Regions from separate parts of the Homo sapiens genome. Here region 1 is linked to region 2. A link is a contact called in ENCODE Hi-C or POLR2A ChIA-PET data. All regions are on one chromosome and are shown on one strand. Each heading gives the region's core, a stretch centred on a gene start or an enhancer-like site at or near the end of the contact. The rest is flanking DNA. Distances are from core to core; before and after follow the strand shown. Region 1 overlaps RIN2 (Ras and Rab interactor 2). Region 2 has its middle 20 kb from the start of RIN2.

Region 1 (4,542 bases), core at 863-3,362, 210 kb before region 2:
TTTTTTAGAGATGGGGTCTTGCTGTGTTTCCCAGGCTGGTCTCAAACTCCTGGCCTTAAGTGATCCTCCTGCCTCAGCCTCAGCTTCCTGAGTAGCTGGGGCTACAGGCACAAGCCACCATGCCTAGCCCAATTTTGATATTTTGTAATATCTCAATGTTGTTAGAAACTGACAATGTTTCCCAAAAAGTGATGGATACATCAAGGTAATCCATGGAGGCATGGTTTTAATTTTAATGGCCATTACTTATTTTAATGGTTATATGTATTCAGTGTGTTTCCTAATTATGGTAAAGATACTGAATTTGCTTTTTTTTTTTTTTTTTAAGACAGTCTGACACCCAGGCTGGAGTGCAGTGGTACGATCTCGGCTCACTGCAACCTCCACCTCCTGGGTTCGAGCAATTCTCCCGCCTCAGCCTCCTGAGTAGCTGGGACTTTAGGCGTGCGCCACCACGTCCAGCTAATTTTTGTATTTTTAGTAGAGACAGAGTTTTGCTATGTTGGCCAGGCTGGTCTCGAACTCCTGACATCAGGTGATCCACCCACCTCGGCCTCCCAAAGTGCTGGGATTATAGGTGTGAGCCACCGCACCCAGCTGAATTTGCTTTTCCCTTTTTTTTTTTTTTTTTTTTGAGATAGAATCTTGCTCTGTCACCCAGGGCTGGAGTGCAGTGGTGACACAATCTCGGCTTACTGCAACCTCTGTCTCCCAGGTTCAGACAATTCTTGTGCCTCAACCTCCCGAGCAGCTAGGCAAGCGCCACCATGCCAGACTAATATGTGCATTTTTAGTAGAGACGGGGTTTCGCCATGTTGGCCATGCTGGTCTCGAACTCCTGGTCTCAATCAATCCTCCCACCTTGGCCTCTCAAAGTGGTGCTGGGATTCCAGGTGTGAACCCCGGCGCCGGCCTGGGAAGATCATCCTGTAGATACATCTACATGCTGTTGCTCAGCTTCCTCATTACTGAGTTCAAGCTACTTGGAATGTCTCCTGCCATATCTGGCTCCTACCTACCTACCTGTCAAACTGGGTTCAAATCCTCATCCCTTATCTCTTTCAGCTGCAAGTAATCTGTGGCCCATCACATTCCTTCCCTACTGTCCCCACACCTCCAGGGCCCCTACCCCATTCCACTCTGGTCAGACTTCTCTCCCTTACTAGCCTGGCCTCATCCCCAGCCCATATTCAGGCCTAGCCCTGTGCAGGAATTAATAAAAGGTCTGCTTTAGGCATGACCAGGGGCCTGAGGAGGAGGTGATCTGCAGACAGCAAGGTTTACGGAAGAGGAGGAGCTTAGCGGGCAGGGAGAAATATTCTTAGGGGCACTGGGCAGTTTCTTTCTGAGGCCCCCTAACAAATAGAATCCGCTGCTCAGCTCCAGCCTCAGGAGACAAAGCGTTCTTGTTTCTGTGCTTATCAGGAAATGGGCGGCAAAAATCACCACAGCTACCAAGAGCCACCTGGCCTTTGGCCATCTCTGGGGCAAGAAAAGGAGGCAGCTCCAATCCTTCCAGAAAAACAAATCCTTCCTTATTGCTCATTAATTTCTCCCATGGACACCCCTTCTAAGCTCAAGTCAACTAGCAAGGAGTGGGCTTTGAGTGGCTTTGGTTGTAAAAGTCAATGATGTTCCTGCAGTCTACATAGTGAAAAAAAAAATGATAAGAAAGATAAAAAGAAAAGTCAGTGATGAGCTTTAGTGTAGAATTACAATAATTCTATGCCCACCAATACCAGACATTGGAGACCAGTGCTCCATCCAAGGTCTCCAAATACAGAATGCTTTATTCCAGCACGGAGAATGAGATTTAGGATTCCAACAAAAGTGGCCTGCTGAGTGCAGGAGAAAGTAGAGGGTAGACAGTCCTGGCAGGAAAGTGCTCTTGGATAAAGGCAGGTGCAGTGCATGAGGTCTGAAGAAACCCCAGTGGGAACCCCACACACAGCTTCAGGGGCTTTCACATTCAGTCATCAATTTATCCGGAATCAAAGCCACCCACCTCCTGCCCATGTGAGTGCACTGAAATCACAATGCTATTTTTGGTAAGGCATGTCATAGTTTCAATGGAATCAACCCTGATTCTAGTCTCCCTCAGCCTCCTAATCTTCAGCGGTTAGGTGGAAAGAGGACTCCAAGTCAGACTTGAATCAGAGCCTCAGCACTGCCCCTTCATCACTGTGAGGCCTGCACCCATTACCATGCACTGTTTAATCTCAGTTTCCCTGTGTCTAAAAATGGATTCTTGCTGAAAAAAGGAATCTGTTAGCAAAACAAATAAACAGAACCTGAAAAGAACTTCTGATTCTAAGTGCCTGGACTGTCTTTGAAACTATGAGTAATGGTTCCGCTCCATGGGAGTTTTCAGGATGACTTCTTACCGTCTTCTAATTTTTGGATAGTCACAAAAAGAAAGCAAGGCAATGTGTTTCCATTCTAGGACTGACAAATCCTGTGGTATTAACACAACTCTGGAGCTTGTTTTGGCAGCATTTCATGTGACCTGGGAGAAAGCAAAACCCCAAAGCTTCTACAGGCCAGCTTCCAGCAGGTCCTGGAAGCAGGAGAGTTCTCCATCTACCATTAGTGTCTAGGCTCAACCTGGACTCTGGTATTGCCATCCTCAACTTTCAGATGGAAAAAGAAAAAAAAAAGCCACTTCTCTTGATATTTTTGTGTTAAAATTTCCATGTATATCATGCTTCTCCAGGAGCTTCCCTTCAGCTGCATGCCAGACTAAAATCTTTTTCCAGGCTGTTGTCTTAACCAGCTGCAATGGCAAGAAAGATACACCCTGGGATGTGGCATTGCCGGAGGGCCCAGGCTTCTAGCTACAAGAGGCCAATGCAGGGGTCATCTTATGAATCAAGGATGAGACAGAAGTCAAGAGTCTTGTGCCCACCATGGTCCTGATCTTGGGGCAGTAGATCCTTGACCATGTATCAAAAGGAACACAAATATACACCTCAAATGCCAAGCTGCAGCCAAGATGCCTGGATAGGTGGGAGATGAAGCCAGGACTTAGCGGGGTTGGGAGAAGAGAGGTGGTGGGTCTGGGATCAACAACTTGTGGAAGAATATTAGTACCAGAGGCCCCTTATGTAGAGAGACAGAAAATAATGGCCCATACTGAAGATATCTATCAACTAAAAATCTTTGGCACAGGACAAATTCCAATTTGTGTTAAAGACATACACACACACAGAGCAAACAAAAAATTCCCAGAAAAACTTCAACTTCAAAAATACATAGAAGTTGATATCCAATGATTTCTTAACACCTTCAGACATAAAAATATTTCTTTAGAATTTTGAAGTTCAGAACTTGAGTCTAGTTATAGGTAAAAAAAAAAAAAAAAAAAAAAAAAAAGGATATTGAAATGGAATTAAACATGTCTCTGTAATATTCTATTAGTCTGGAGAAGAAGGGAAACCCCAATCCATTATTCTGGACACGGCAGGACCCTGGCCTGGCTAACACAGTTGACAGCATGGAAATTGCCAGGTGAGCAGAAGAAACCTTTTACCCACCACCCAGCATGGGAAGAGTGGTGGGCAGAGAGGCATGGGGAAATGGATTGTCTTAGAAGGACCCCTGCATATTTAGCCAAGTTTTAAGGGCTATCAGAGGCCATCCAGTTTATCTCCTTATTTGAGATCAAAATGCTAGAAATTGATAAAACTGGTCCTAGGTCCAGTTTTCCGACTTAGGGAGTTTCCCTAGAGCAAGCAAGTTCATACTTAATTCCTCAAGGCCTTTTTTTGTCCCATTAAACTCTAAAAGGAAAAAGAATCACTAGCATATTTGGGGTTACAGATTTTATTCCTCCATGGCGAAGGGCTGCTGCTTTTTGAGGGTGGAGCCCCAACTTCCTCAAAAAAGATTTGTAAGAGCATGTCACAGTAGGACTATTCTGAAAAACCTTTAGGGCCTTTGGTAATTTTTAAGTTCTATCAACTGAGGCCCAGCAGAAGAGGACACAGAAATGGGAACAAAAGCTCATGTCTGCCTCCAGGGAGACGCTGCCATTTCGGGAGGTAAGAAAAAGTGGTAGCTGTTTTGCCCAGGAACTTCCTCTGGTTGACTCTCCAGCTAGAGATGAGAAGGCCAGATACAGAGCGAATGCTGGCAGAGGCTTTCATTTGTTCCTGTAAAAATAAGAAAGAGGAACAAAGAACCTGTTGTCCTGGTTGCCCTTGGAGCTGAAAACAGGCAGAAGAAGGAGCCAGGCGGGCTCCAGTCTTGGTCCCGATGCCCTTCAAGCCCGGGGCATGCACCCTGCTTCACGGAAAGGCAAGTGTTCCATGGATTGGCAGTTTCTAGTATTTAATTGCTCTGGGTTACACTGGTGTTATTTCCTAGCAGATGAATTCTAACTAAGCAGATATTTTATGGCAGAACCAATTGCCAATATAGCAGCAATGCAAAGCCTACAGAGCACAAAATAGCTCCAATTCTGGAGTATGCTGCTGGTGACATTGTGTGGCCAAGGTCAAAATAGCTCCAACTCTGGAGTATGCTGCTGGTGACATTGTGTGG
Region 2 (4,599 bases), core at 1,856-4,355:
CAGGAGGAATTATAGATTCCCTACAGAGAATGAGGAGCTAAGACTAGCAGGGCATCTGTGTCTCCTTTCCAGGCTGGGGCCCAGCGATGTGGGAAGACTGTGGAGCTCTCTTTCACTTAGCATGGTTTGGGGTCAGAAGAACTATGGATGAGGGGTATTGAGGCACACAGGCCTAAGACAGCACCATAGGATTGCCACACCCTCTGGGTGGCCAAAGAAACCTACATGGACCAATGAGGAAAGGCCAGAGGAAAAAAGGGCATCTCTGCAGAGTGAATAAATAATGATAACCACCAGTAGGATGCCTCCTAGGGTGTGGACTGGGGCCGCGATGGGAGAAATGGAATTGACTGATACTTAGTATTCTCCATGGGTCTCCTATGTGGGTAGGTCCAACACACTTGTGTTTTGGAGAATCATACTCTGGTCTCCAAAACCATGGCTCACTGGGCAAATGAATGCTGAGAACAATGGCTTGCTCAAGCTAGAAACTCCCTTGGGGGAACATTTGATGCCCACACAGCAGAGTGGGAAATGGGCCACTGTCTGCCCCAGTTCCCACATGCTTTGTGTCCCTACTCACCTTCCAGATGTCCAAAGGCTGGAACCATGATCGTCCCATCCATCCGGAGGGTGTCTGCCCCTGTCTCACCCCAGCTCCAGCTCCTTCCAAAGGATCCCGGTCCTCCTTGGAGCTGATGTTTCCTAGAGAGAGCCCGCTCCCCTATCTGCCTCTGGCCTGTGCCCTTGGCTATCCTATGTAAGAGCGCATGGCAGCAGAAGCTGCAGAAGCTTTCATCTCTCTTGTGCTTCCCATCCCCACTAGACGGCATCCCTGCCGCCTGGTCTCAGCCCCATCCCCCAAACCCGTGGCCAGCCTCAGCCTTTGGCAGAATCACAGAGGGATCTGATCCCATCCTGGGGGTTGGAGGGCGTATGTGTGTGTAACGCTGGGCAGTGGTTTTGTGGTCCTGGCATCTCCAGGTGCTACCTAATATGGATCTCCCACGGAAATGCTTTTTCAGTGGTAGCAAAAGCAGAGAGTTCTGTTTGTCCTGTTTATAGCATGGCCCCACCCTGGAAATAGACACAGAGGGCTTAAACAGGATTGTAAAATATTCTCACCTTTATCGATAGTCATAACTCTTTCTTGTAAGTAGTTCAGCTCAAATTACAAAGACTTGGTGCATCCATCAACTTGGGATGGTTTCAGGTTAGGATCTGAATCACCACTGTGCTCATTTCCCAGGGCTGCTGTCACAAATTACCACAAATCTGATGGCTTAAAACAACAGAGCCATTTTCACTTACAGCTCTGGAGGCCAGAAGTCCGTAATCAGTCCGGGTTGTTTTCTTCTTGGGGCTCACGGGGAGGACCTGTTCCATTCTCTCCTAGCTTCCGGCGATGGCTGGCAGTCCTTGGCATTCCTCGGCTTGTGGCAGCATCACTCCACTCTCGGCCTCCGAGGTCACCTGGCGTTCTCTCTCTGTGTCTGTGGCCACATTTCCCTCTTCTTTTTATTATTTACTTCTATTTATTTATTTATTTATTTTGAGACGGAGTTTTGCTCTTGTTGCCCAGGCTGGAGTGCAATGGTGCGATCTTAACTCAGTGCAACCTCTGCCTCCCAGGTTCAAGCACTCCTCCTGCCTCAGCCCCTCGAGTAGCTGGGATTACAGGCATACGCCACCAGGCCTGGCTAATTTTTGCATTTTTAGTAGAGACGGGGTTTCACCATGTTGGCCAGGCTGGTCTTGAACTTCTGACCTCAGCTGATCCACCCGCCCCAGCCTCTCAAAATGCTGGGATTACAGGCGTGAGCCACCGTGCCCGGCCCATGTTTCCCTCTTCTTGAAGGGGCACCAGTCATTGGATTAGCGCTTACCCCAATCCCCTATGACCTCATCTTAACTTGATCATATTTGCAAAGTCCCTATTTCCAAAGAAGGTCACATTCACAGGTTCTGAGGGATGGGACTTTAACATAAATTTTTTTTGGAGGGGGGACAATTCAACCCAGAATAGTTATCAAAGTAAATTAAAAGATAATTAAACACTAAAATGTGATACATATTATTATTCTTTCAGCAACAGTGTTGTGAAATTTTCTTAGGCTCACAAATAGCCACTTTTTAAAATACACAAACACTGGTTTAAAAATACTCAGATTACTGAAAAATGGAAAAGTAAGTGCTTTCACCTCTCTTAAACTACTAATTAGTGCATGCAAGAAGAAAAAGAGTCATAAAGGCAAATACTCCTCTATAATAAGTGGCAAAACAAATATAGAGAAATCAGGTTCATATAAGCATGAAACAAATCAGTTTATATCTCTTTAAAAAGAATAACCAAAGTTTGTCTTTGCTGCATCTGCTTTAAAGGTAAAAAATTTCATTAAGAAGAGAGATAATATTTGAAGATAACTTTTATTTTCAAAATTCTTTAATTTCTTTCTTTTTTAAACTGTAGAGTCCCAAAGAACAGAAATGGACAATACAGCATGTGGGTTTTTTTTTTTCAATTTTACACTGTTTTGTATATGTATGACACTTAGAGAAACATCAGAGAACTTTTAATTCTACTGATAAATGAAACAGAAAACTTTTAATTCAGCACAGGAAAACATTCCTGCTTCAGCCTGACCTATTTGCAGAACACACTCAGCTCATTTTTCCTGTATACTTTCCTGCAGCTTTGAGTGAAATGTAGCACCAAGGAGAAAGAAGAAAGGCATGTTTAGATGAAAGGAATTTAGCTGCCTGCATTGTTTCTTTGAATTAATATCTTACCCTGTACATAAGTATACAGTATAAGGCTGATACTTTGAAGTATAGGATTTCAAAAGGGGACATTTTAGGAAGGACAAAGGCTTTTAACGAAATTTCCAGGAAACTAAAGGCATTTCAGGCCTGCTTAGCTGAAGCACTTGTGAACATGCATGTATGACGAATGATTTCAATTGAAACCAGCACGAGTTTCACACAATTACCCAACACTTGGAAATAAAGACAAGAGAGGGTTAAGGTTAGGGTTAAGGTTAGTTTCTCCTTTCAGTGGCATACTGAAACATTGCTCAACAGACGCACCCAAGGATTGTTGTGTGAACTAAGGGAGTGCACCTCTGACTCACTCTTTACTGTTGATGGAGGACTCACACTTTATGAAGTTACACTTCAACATGTGTATCTTGTCTGGGAAAGGCAAATCATTTGAATCAGGTAATGAAGACTGCGAGAGGTTATGAGTGTGGTTGCATTGGAGCTCATTCATTAGTCTCAAATCTAGCACTCTTCACAGTCTTTGTATATACCTATACATCCTGATGTCCTCAACATGCTTTTTGAGCTACATTTACCATCTTACTGATTAATGTGTTAATAAGCTAATAAATCTAAACCTACACTCATTTTAGTTTTCCATGAGAGTAGTCTTGGAAAGATTTTTGAGCATTGTGCTTTCACACAATTTTGGACTTTTTATCTGTATCCTTGTTTTGGTGGTGGACTATAAGAGGTTATGCTATTTTTTATTTCTTGCTAGTTTCTTTTTTTAGAGATAGGGTCTCACACTGTCACCCAGGCTGGAATGCAGTGGTACGATCATAGCTCACTGCAACCTCGAACTCCTGAGCATAAGTGATCCTTCTGCCTGAGCCTCCCAAGTAGCCAGAACTACACTACAGGTGCATGCCACCATGGCTGGCTAATTTTTAAATTTTCTGTAGAGATAGGGTCTTGCTATGTTGCCCAGGCTGGTCTCCAAAGCCTGGCCTCAAATAATCCTCTGGCTTTGACCTTCCAAAGCACTGGGATTACAAAGGTGAAAAACCGTACCCAACATATAAAAGGTTATTAAGGCCGAGCACGGTGGCTCACTCCTATAATTCCAGAACTTTGGGAGGCTGAGGTGGGCAGATCACTAGAGGTCAAGAGTTCGAGACCATCCTGGCCAACATGGTGAAACCCTGTCTCTACTAAAAATACAAAAATTAGCCGAGCATGGTGGCGCGTGCCTGTAGTCCCAGTTACTCAGGAGGCTGAGGCAGGAGAATCGCTTGAACCCAGGAGGCAGAGCTTGCAGTGAGCCGAGATCGAGCCACTGCACTCCAGCCTGGCGACAGAGCAAGACTCCATCTCAAAAAAAAAAAAAAAAGTTATTAATAAAAGCACCAAGGGTGTGTTTTCTTGTGTCAGGCTCTTGTTAGTCCTGGGAAGAGGCCACAGACCAAAACTCCTCACTGCCCTGTCGTTATCTGTATGTAGAATAAAATGAAATGCCAGAATAAAATGCCTCATTTGGTTTCATCTGGATTTTTTTTTGCAAATGAAATTCTGTAATGATGGCCTGAGCAGATGTGAAAGGGGCATTTAGAACCAATTCCCAGTTGTTTTGTTTTATATTTGGATTGGGGTGCAAAATGGGCAAGAGAGAGTTGGGCTGTAGTAAAGGCAACACGAGGTCCCAAGGAAAGGAAAATTTAACCTGAAGGAAAATTCAGGGACTGTGTGAACTAAAATCCAAAATTTGTCATGCAGAGAGCTGTGATTAATTTCTTTCACAAGCTGCAGAAGAACAGATTTCCATTCTCGCTCACACAA

Evidence for each region. A loop is a pair of places that touch in the nucleus more often than their neighbours do. ChIA-PET counts read pairs that join two places held with the same protein, here RNA polymerase II (POLR2A). Pooled maps may share reads with other maps.
Region 1: a loop to region 2 is called in a pooled map, with 13 times the contacts of the local background. The contact joins two enhancer-like sites. A Hi-C loop is called at or near these places in 1 of 37 single-sample maps with no recorded cell type and 8 of 50 pooled maps. POLR2A ChIA-PET finds 5 or more read pairs at or near these places in 4 of 52 experiments (MCF 10A, PC-9, activated CD8-positive, alpha-beta memory T cell and 1 more).

What each region holds. Positions count from the first base shown.
Region 1 is chr20:19,942,806-19,947,347 of GRCh38, reverse strand. The region is part of intron 4 of RIN2 (Ras and Rab interactor 2); the gene reads right to left. Among named protein-coding and RNA genes, the nearest start is that of NAA20, 72 kb to the left of the region's middle. Within about 2 kb of position 2,112, at least 8 of the 41 ENCODE cell types and tissues checked have a DNase peak (open chromatin) inside an H3K27ac peak, as active enhancers do.
Region 2 is chr20:19,735,722-19,740,320 of GRCh38, reverse strand. No RefSeq gene overlaps it. Among named protein-coding and RNA genes, the nearest start is that of RIN2, 20 kb to the left of the region's middle. Within about 2 kb of position 3,105, at least 8 of the 41 ENCODE cell types and tissues checked have a DNase peak (open chromatin) inside an H3K27ac peak, as active enhancers do.